3 separate regions of the Homo sapiens genome follow, and all the other regions are linked to region 2. The links are chromatin contacts, found by Hi-C or POLR2A ChIA-PET in ENCODE. All regions are on one chromosome and are shown on one strand. Each heading gives the region's core, a stretch centred on a gene start or an enhancer-like site at or near the end of the contact. The rest is flanking DNA. Distances are from core to core; before and after follow the strand shown. Region 1 overlaps PAX5 (paired box 5). Region 2 holds the start of TOMM5 (translocase of outer mitochondrial membrane 5). Region 3 has its middle 41 kb from the start of PAX5.

The links. A loop is a pair of places that touch in the nucleus more often than their neighbours do. ChIA-PET counts read pairs that join two places held with the same protein, here RNA polymerase II (POLR2A). Pooled maps may share reads with other maps.
Region 1: a loop to region 2 is called in a map of B cell, with 3 times the contacts of the local background. The contact joins the enhancer-like site here to the promoter of TOMM5 in region 2. A Hi-C loop is called at or near these places in 1 of 168 maps with a recorded cell type or tissue (B cell), 2 of 37 single-sample maps with no recorded cell type and 9 of 50 pooled maps.
Region 3: a loop to region 2 is called in a map of CD8-positive, alpha-beta T cell, with 12 times the contacts of the local background. The contact joins the enhancer-like site here to the promoter of TOMM5 in region 2. A Hi-C loop is called at or near these places in 5 of 168 maps with a recorded cell type or tissue (CD4-positive, alpha-beta memory T cell, CD8-positive, alpha-beta T cell, naive thymus-derived CD4-positive, alpha-beta T cell and 1 more) and 12 of 50 pooled maps. POLR2A ChIA-PET finds 5 or more read pairs at or near these places in 5 of 52 experiments (BJ, GM10248, activated CD4-positive, alpha-beta T cell and 2 more).

What each region holds. Positions count from the first base shown.
Region 1 is chr9:36,992,628-36,995,327 of GRCh38, reverse strand. All of the region lies in intron 5 of PAX5 (paired box 5), which reads left to right. Among named protein-coding and RNA genes, the nearest start is that of PAX5, 40 kb to the left of the region's middle. RefSeq lists enhancers at 1-17, 68-127, 158-317, 1,628-1,677. Within about 2 kb of position 1,312, at least 4 of the 41 ENCODE cell types and tissues checked have a DNase peak (open chromatin) inside an H3K27ac peak, as active enhancers do; they include B cell, where a contact is called at or near this core.
Region 2 is chr9:37,591,303-37,594,002 of GRCh38, reverse strand. It overlaps TOMM5 (translocase of outer mitochondrial membrane 5), which reads left to right and starts at 1,406. Exons shown (of 2, transcript NM_001001790.3): 1 at 1,406-1,591. The coding sequence starts at 1,471. RefSeq lists a silencer at 1-91 and an enhancer at 1,050-1,809.
Region 3 is chr9:37,073,673-37,076,372 of GRCh38, reverse strand. No RefSeq gene overlaps it. Among named protein-coding and RNA genes, the nearest start is that of PAX5, 41 kb to the right of the region's middle. Within about 2 kb of position 1,397, at least 3 of the 41 ENCODE cell types and tissues checked have a DNase peak (open chromatin) inside an H3K27ac peak, as active enhancers do.

The DNA.
Region 1 (2,700 bases), core at 63-2,562, 600 kb after region 2:
ACCTGGAATGCTGTCCTTGAGCCTGGACCTGGCCTGGCTTTCTGGAACCAGCCCACTCCCCTGTGGGGATTTCCAGTGTTGGGTCATTGGTCCTTCACAACTGGCTGAGACCCAAGGATTCTTTAGGGTCCAGTGTGGAGTATGGGTGAACAGGCAGCCTCTCCATCTCCTTTTCCCAGTGTGGCTTTGGGGGCAGGAAGGAGGTTACCACCATTTTGTCTTGGCCTCTGCTGGGGCTTTCCAAGGGCAGGTCCCCTCCCTGGCCCTCTGTGTGCTGTCCCCTGGATGTAGAGAGGTGTCTACATGTCCCCTCATGTAGAGAGGTGGGTTGTTACCTGAGTTCTCTTTTTGTCTAGGAAGGAGTCAGGACCAAGGTTCTGCTGGGGTGTGGTCGTGGTGGGGGCATCACGTAGAACCCAGGGGGGAATTGGCAGCCTGGTAGCCATGCTTTCCTTGGCTTGCCCTGTATTGATGATGATTTTGAATTAGTTACCAACATTGCAAAATCAGGAAATTTCATGTATGGATGGATGCCTGGCTTCTTTGGGGAAGAAAAATCAGATCTGGCAACCCTGGGGCAGCTGGCAGCCTGGCAACCCACAAGGCAACAGTCATCTGGGGCTGCTGGGCCCGAGTTCTCATGCGCTCCCCGCTCAAGTTGCTCTCGGCACTTGTGCTCTGTTTTCCTTGGCCTGAAGGTCTTTGAGCTTCTGGAGTCTTAGCATGAACTCTAAAGAAACCAGTTTGGCTCAGTCTCTGCCTGTGGCAGCTGAAGCTAATGGGAGGCAGATCCTGGAACTGGCCGGTGGGGCCGAGTGTGCGTGCGTGTATGTGTGTGGTCAGGGAAGTGGGTAGTCAGGCTTACAGGCCAGAGGTGGGTAGGGTAGCGGAGGCAAGAACTTAGGGCAGTGGCCAAGCAGCCACACTCCTTGGCAGGTCATGTGCTCTATACCCTGCAGGTAGGGTAGTCCAGGCACAGAGGGCGCAGGCTTGGCCCAAGGGTATGCAGGGGGCAGTTAGTGGCAGAGATGGTGAGGACCTGGTTTCCATCTCCCTGCCTGGCGGGCCACTCTCCCCTGTGATCTCTGTCCTGATCTTGTAGCTGTGGGCACCTCAGCTGAGACCCAGATAGACAACTGCTGGAGGCCTCTGTGGTAACGCAGGGCATCTGAGGCCAGGTGGCCAATTGGAGGGGCTCCTGGGGCCTTTCCCTAGTGCCCAGGGCCTGTCCCACGGGTGGGGGCTCAGGTTTCGGTTCCTCCTCGCTCCTGGGTCCCCAAGTTTCACTTTGATTCAGTGAGCGAGAGCCCCCGTGAGAGCCAACGCCGCTGAACCCCCACCCTCTCTGTTTGTGCACCTGGTTTGCCCCAGCCCCTCCCCCTCCTCTTACCCCCAGTTCCTTTTCCCATGGGGTGGTGTACTGGTGTTCGGGAGAGCCCTGGGGGTATGGGAGAGGGCAGGGTGCTGCCATGTGGGGATCTCAGTTCAGGGAATCAGTTTGGGGGCCAACCAGTAAAAGAGTGGTGGGGCCGATGGAGGGGGATATAGTCTCATCTGCTGTGGGCAGTCCCCTGCCAAGGCGGTCTGGAACTTGAGGTGAAATGGCCTTGGCTTTCTCCACCCTGCATGCCCTGCTGCCCCATGGGGAAGAGAATCCCACAGTCCTTTCTCTCTGGCTTGGGAATATGGTTTAATCCCTGGCTGCATAGCCTGTGGGTCAGAGAATTTACAAGGCTTCAAACCCCTGCCCCTGCTGTGTCCCTTCTTCCTGTCCCTTTCTCTGTCTGGGCCTCAGTTTTTCCATCTAAAACAGGAGATCAATGAATTGCTGAGGTTTTTTTCTGGCACCAAAATTTTGAGTTTCTCCTGGTTCCATCTCAAGTCCTCTTGGCATTATTGTAGGGCAGCAGTTCTCAAATGTTTGGTCCTGGGTCCCTTTAAACTCTTAAAAATTATCAAGGACTTCAAGGAGCTTTAGTTTATGAGGGTTAATTAAAATGGATGAAAGTTTAAAATATTTATTTATTAAAAATAACAGTAACAAACAAGTAACATAAATAATATTTTTGAAATAAGAAAGAACCGAATCTTCCAAACCCAAAATTTAGTATGAATGGCATTGGCTTACAGTTCTGCAGATCCCTTTAGTGTCTGGCTTAATAGAAAACAGCTGGACTCTCATAGCTGCTGCTGTATTCACTCCGTTGTGATGGAACACATCTTACAGCTTCTGAAAACCTCCACTGTAGACTCGTGAGAGAATGAGAGTGAAGAAGACAAATCACACATTAGCATTAATATGAAAATAACAGGTGCAGCAAACCACTATGGCACATGTATACCTGTGTAACAAACCTGCACATTCTGCACGTGTATCCCAGAACTTAAAGTAAAATAAAAAAACAATGAAAATAATTTTGTCCTCACAGATCACCTGAAAGTATCTTGGGGACCCCTTCTTCCAACCCTGGCAGGGCTCCCTGGACTACACTTTGAAAATTTCTGCTTCAGGCTGCTGCAAAGTCTGAACTTGCCTACTTATCACTCATATAGATAAGGTGAGCAATTAAGTGGTTTCAGTTAAAAGAAAGGTGTCATCAGTCATTTCTCCTGTTCTTAGCTCCTTAAGACAGTGGGAGCCATGGCAGGTCTTTGAGCTGAGGAGGGAGTGACAAGACACACTGGGTTTTGGAAATCCTC
Region 2 (2,700 bases), core at 157-2,656:
TAGTGCACTTTAGACTTCAGCTGCGATGTTCCAGATAAAGGGCTTCACACCAAAGCTGGACTTGGTTTCTGAGCCTCTTTCTATTCATCTGTAAAATGCTGATCAGATTTGAACTTGCTTTATACATATTGTGTTACTTGGCTAACAGTATTTTAAAGACCTCTGTGCTTCAATAATCTGTAAAAAGGCCAGGTGCGGTGGCTCATGCCTGTAATCACGGCACTTTTGGGGGCCGAGGTGGGCAGATCACCTGAGATCAGGAGTTTCCAAGACCAGCCTGGCCAACATGGTGAAACCGCGTCTCTACAAAAAATACAAAATTTAGCCAGGCGTGGTGCTGCGCAACCGTAATCCCAGCTACTCAGGAGGCTGAGGCAGGAGAATCACTTGAACCTGGGAAGCAGCGGTTGCAGTGAGCTGAAATTGCGCCACTGCACTCCAGCCTGGGCGGCAGAGCGAGACTCTGTCTCCAAAAAAAAAAAAAAAAAAAAAAAAGTTTCATCTTTGTCTCTTTGTTTTAACTTATGTAAAGTTTCAAACATACTCAAGAAAGACTAGAATAATTAACTAAAATGAAGTACTAGTCACCAGCAGTTTTTAATATTTTGCTGACATCACTTATCTCTCTCAATACTTTTTTCCCCCTCTGAGGTATTTTTAAGCACATTTGGGGGCCAGGCGCGATAGCTCACGCCTGTAATCCCAGCACTTTGGGAGGCCGAGGCGGGAGGATCGCTTGGATCCTGGAACCCAGGAGTTCCAGAACAGTCTCAACCACCACAATTAGCAATAAAAAAATAAATAAAAATTAAAGCACATTTGGGCAAGATGTTTTAAAGATCTCTGTGCTTCAATTGTCTAATCTAGGAAACGAAGATTATAATATCGAATTCACGGGGGACAATTATATTGAATATTCAATAAATGTTAGTTATCACTGTTTACAGTGGTACCTATGTGCACAGCCCCCTCCAGCGCGTAAAAGCACTTTACAGCGCAGCGCTCCAGGCTCAAGATAGATGTTATTGTTGTTGTTATTATTATTATTATTATTATTATTTTGAGACGGAGTCTCGCTCGCTCTGTCGCCCAGGCTGGAGCGCAGTGGCGCGATCTCGGCTAACTGCAACATCCCCCTCCTGGGTTCAAGCGATTTTCCTGCCTCAGCCTCCCGAGTAGCTGGGATTGTAAGCACGCGCCACCGAGCCGGGCTGATTTTTGTATGACAGATGTTATTAAAGACAGCGTGGAGAAACCAGAGCCTGCGTTGCTGAGCTTGCGGCCGCCCGCTTCACACCGCACTTCAGATCAGCTGGGTCAGGACGTGGATTGTCCCGTGCAGGCATCCATCGTCGAGTGTGGCAACGAGAGGGCGGGAACAGGAAGTGAGGATAGGCCGAGTTCCGGGCGCGAGGCGGCCACCGTGGAGAGCAGAGCGCGGCGGCTGGAAGCTGCTAAGTCAGAGCCGCGATGTTCCGGATTGAGGGCCTCGCGCCGAAGCTGGACCCGGAGGAGATGAAACGGAAGATGCGCGAGGATGTGATCTCCTCCATACGGAACTTTCTCATCTACGTGGCCCTCCTGCGAGTCAGTGAGTGTCTCCCGGGCTGTGACTGTGAGACCAGCGGGGAGCTCACCGACGGGCACCCCTTAACTCTAAGGGGTCATCGGGGCCTTCGAACTGAGCTGAACGGTAGCGGGGAGCAAGGAGGGTGCGCGTTGAAGGCGACGGGCATATGCGCGGTTTGAGGTCTGCGGGTCAGGGTCCGGGCACTGAAGTGCACGTGGTGGCCGGCGCGCGTGTTTAATCATCCTGGTTCTCCCAGCTTGAAGAATGTTTGAGCTGCCGGGCGCGTTGGCTCACACCTGTAATCCCACCCAGCACTTTGTGAAGCCGAGGCGGGCGGATCATTTGGGGTCAGGAGTTCGTGGTGGCGGGCGCCTGTAATCCCAGCTCCTCGGGAGGCTAAGGTGGGAGGATTGCTTGAATCCAGGAGGCGGAGGTTGCAGTGAGCCGAGATCGCGACACTGCACTCCAGCTTGAGTGACAGAGCAAGACTCCATCTCAAAAAAAAGAATGTTTGAGCTGAAAGAGCTCAAGTAATTATCCCTAGAGGAACTCCCTCGTTTTTGCAGACAGAGAAACAGAGAAACAGAACCATAGTTCTAGAAGGAAGAAACAGCCTTCTTGGGAAGGCTGGCCAAAGGTCACTCAGCGATTCAGTGAATGATCTTGACCTAAAATCCAGAACTCTTAACTCAGTACCAGGTTCCTTCCCTTTCTTTTCTTTTCTTTTTTTTTTTTTTCCTCGATACACAGTCACGCCCTGTTGCCCAGGCTGGAGTGCAGTGGCGCAGTCTTGGCTCACTGCAACCTCTGCCTCCCGAGTTCAAGCCATTCTCCCACCTCAGCCTCCCAAGTAGCTGAGATTACAGGCGCGCGCCACCACGCCCGGCTAATTTTTGTATTTTTAGTAGAGATGGGTGTTTAACCATGTTGGCCAGGCCGGTCTCGAACTCCTGACCTCAGGTGATCCACCTGCCTCAGCCTCCCAAAGTGCTGGGATTACAGGCGTGAACCAGCGGCCGGGTTCCTTCCCTTTCAAAAGTGCTGACCTTTGAAATCCAAAAAGTTTTGCTTCATTTCTGTTTCTTTGTATAGAGGGTGAAGTGAGTCATTAGTTTTTTGGAAAAAAATGG
Region 3 (2,700 bases), core at 148-2,647, 520 kb after region 2:
CCCTGTCCTTCTAACATATACCCACTCACCCTACTCTGCGGCAGTTTTGGGTCTTCAGGGAAACTTTCCACCTCAGCCTCTCTCCACATACACAGCATTTCTCTTTCTAATTGAAGCTGTCTCTACTCCCCATTTCTCCTTTTTTTCTTTTCTTTTCTTTTCTTTTTTTTTTTTTTTTCGACACAGTATCTCACTCTGTCACTCAGGCTGGAGTGCAGTGGTGTAAACACAGCTCACTGGCACCTCAACCTCCTGGGCTCAAGAGATCTTCCCACCTGAGCCTCCCAGGAAGCTGGGACTACAGGCGTGCATCACCACACTGCACCTGGCTAATTTAAAACTATAAACATTTTGTAGAGATGGGATCTCGCCGTGTTAACCAGGCTGGTCTTGAATTCCTGTCTCAAGCAGTCCTCCCGCCTCAGTGTGAACCACAGTGCCCAGCCCCTACTTCTTGAAATCATGGGTGACAGCATGCACAAATATCCTGAAGTCTTTCTTACAGAGTATTTTCTAAAGAGACCAACATTTATTTGAGAAGGGAAGCACCTGTTCTTCCCACGGCAGTGGTAGTAGGACAACAATGCGCAGCTGAATTGGGATGAGGGGCCAGGACAAAGCAGAAATCTGCTGCAGAGAGCAGGAAAGATATTCTGTAGCAGGATCTGGGCAAGCGGCACTCATCCATATCCTTTGCATTGCAAAGAGAGGAGCTACCTCCTTCCTTTTTATTTTCCAGTTTATTGGTGGCTCCTAGAACCTCTGAGAACTAACTGATTTTGACCTCTTAACAGTTGCCTTTCAACTACCATTCATTTACTGCAAGCCTACTGTGTAACAGGCCCTTGCTAACCACTTCAGATATATTGTCTCTTGTCCAGCTTCAAGTGACTCTCTTAGGGAGGGATTAGCCTCACCTCACTAGTATGGAAATGGAGACTTGGAGTAATCAAGTGACTTGCTCTGAATTACACAGCTGGGAAGTGGTGAAGCTGGAATTCAACTCAAGTTATGTCTAGATCTAAAACTCATGCTCTTTTCTATGCTCAAAGCTGCATATCAAAACTGAACTTTAGCATGGAGTCTATGATGACTGGCTCATGTCTCTCCACCCAGCACCTAGCCCAAGGCCAAGCACAGAGAAGGCTCACAGTGGACACTTTTGGAATGAGTAGATTTTTTATGGAATGGTTGGTAAATGAAGGCCTGGGCACGGTGTGAACAGTGTTGTGGGACAGCAGAGGAGGGGGTAGTGGCTGATTAGGGGACGTGGAGAAGCCTCTGCAGAGGAACAGAAATGAGTGAGGCCTGGAGAAATAAGTAGTCAGACAAAGACGGACAATTCAGCATTCTCACAGCAAAGACCACTAACAGGCAATTCACAGAACAGGAAACCCAAAGGCCGTGAATAGGTGCTCTGCATCACTAACAGTCAGAAAAATGCAAATTATCTCATGCACAGTAGATGAGAATACAAACTGGAAAAGTGTGTTAGGAGAGCTATTTAATAGCATCTATCACAATTATAAATGAGGTATGTTCTTAAATGTGTGTACAAACATTGTGATAGAAAAAATGGAAATATTCATTAGTAGGGAACAAACTAAACAAGAACACATTTATACCATTTAAAAATATTATGCCACGTTTGGCTGGGCACAGTGGCTCACACCTGTAATCCTAACACTTTGGGAGGCTGAGGAGGGCAGATTGCCTGAGCCCAGGAGTTTGAGACAAGCCTGGGCAACATAGCCAGAGGCAGTCTCTAGGGGAAAAAAAAAAATATATATATATATATATGTGTATATATATATATATATATATATATATATGCACACACATATGTGGCATATGTATATATATGTATATATATGTATATATATGTGTGTGTATATATATATACACATATGTGGCATATATATACATATATATATGCCATTTTTAAAAGAATAAAGGGAATCTGCATGCACTGACATGGAAAGATTGCCAAAGACGTACACTTAAATGAAAAAAGGTAAATTGCAGAGCAGTAAGGATATAGTGTTCTCATTTTATTATGTTTTTAAAGGGTACAAGTGTGCCTGTGTATAGATATGTGTGTATATAAGTGCATAGACAAAATACTAGATGAATACCAATCGTTAACAGTGGTTATTTACCTCTTAGGAGGGGAGTAGGAATGGAGGAGATTGAAGAATGACTTTCACTTTAAAAAGTGAGATGTGATTCATTGAGAAAAACAGCACATTACTTCTATGGCATTCACATCAAAAGTGCGTAACTTGAATATAACCATGAGGTACACTCTAAAAATACTGGACTTATCTCTTCAAAACTGTCAGTGGCAGGAAATGCAAAGAAAGACCGAGGAACTGTACCGCATTAAAGGAACAATTGGCAACATCCAGATCTAGGTTAGAGGACAGTACTGCATTAACATTATTTCCCCAATTTTTATATTTACATTGTGGTTATGTAAGAGAATGTCTTGGTTTTATTTTTCAGGTCGAGCACACTGAACTACCTGGAGTAAAGGGGCATCATGTCTGAAACTGATGCTTAAGTGGCTCAGAAAAAAAATTCTGGGAGCTAGAGGGAGAGAGAGACAGAGGAGTGTGGTAAAAAGTTAACATTTTGGGGATCTGCGTAAAGGTATATGAGGATTCTTTGTACAGATTTTGCAATTTTTCTCCAAATGTG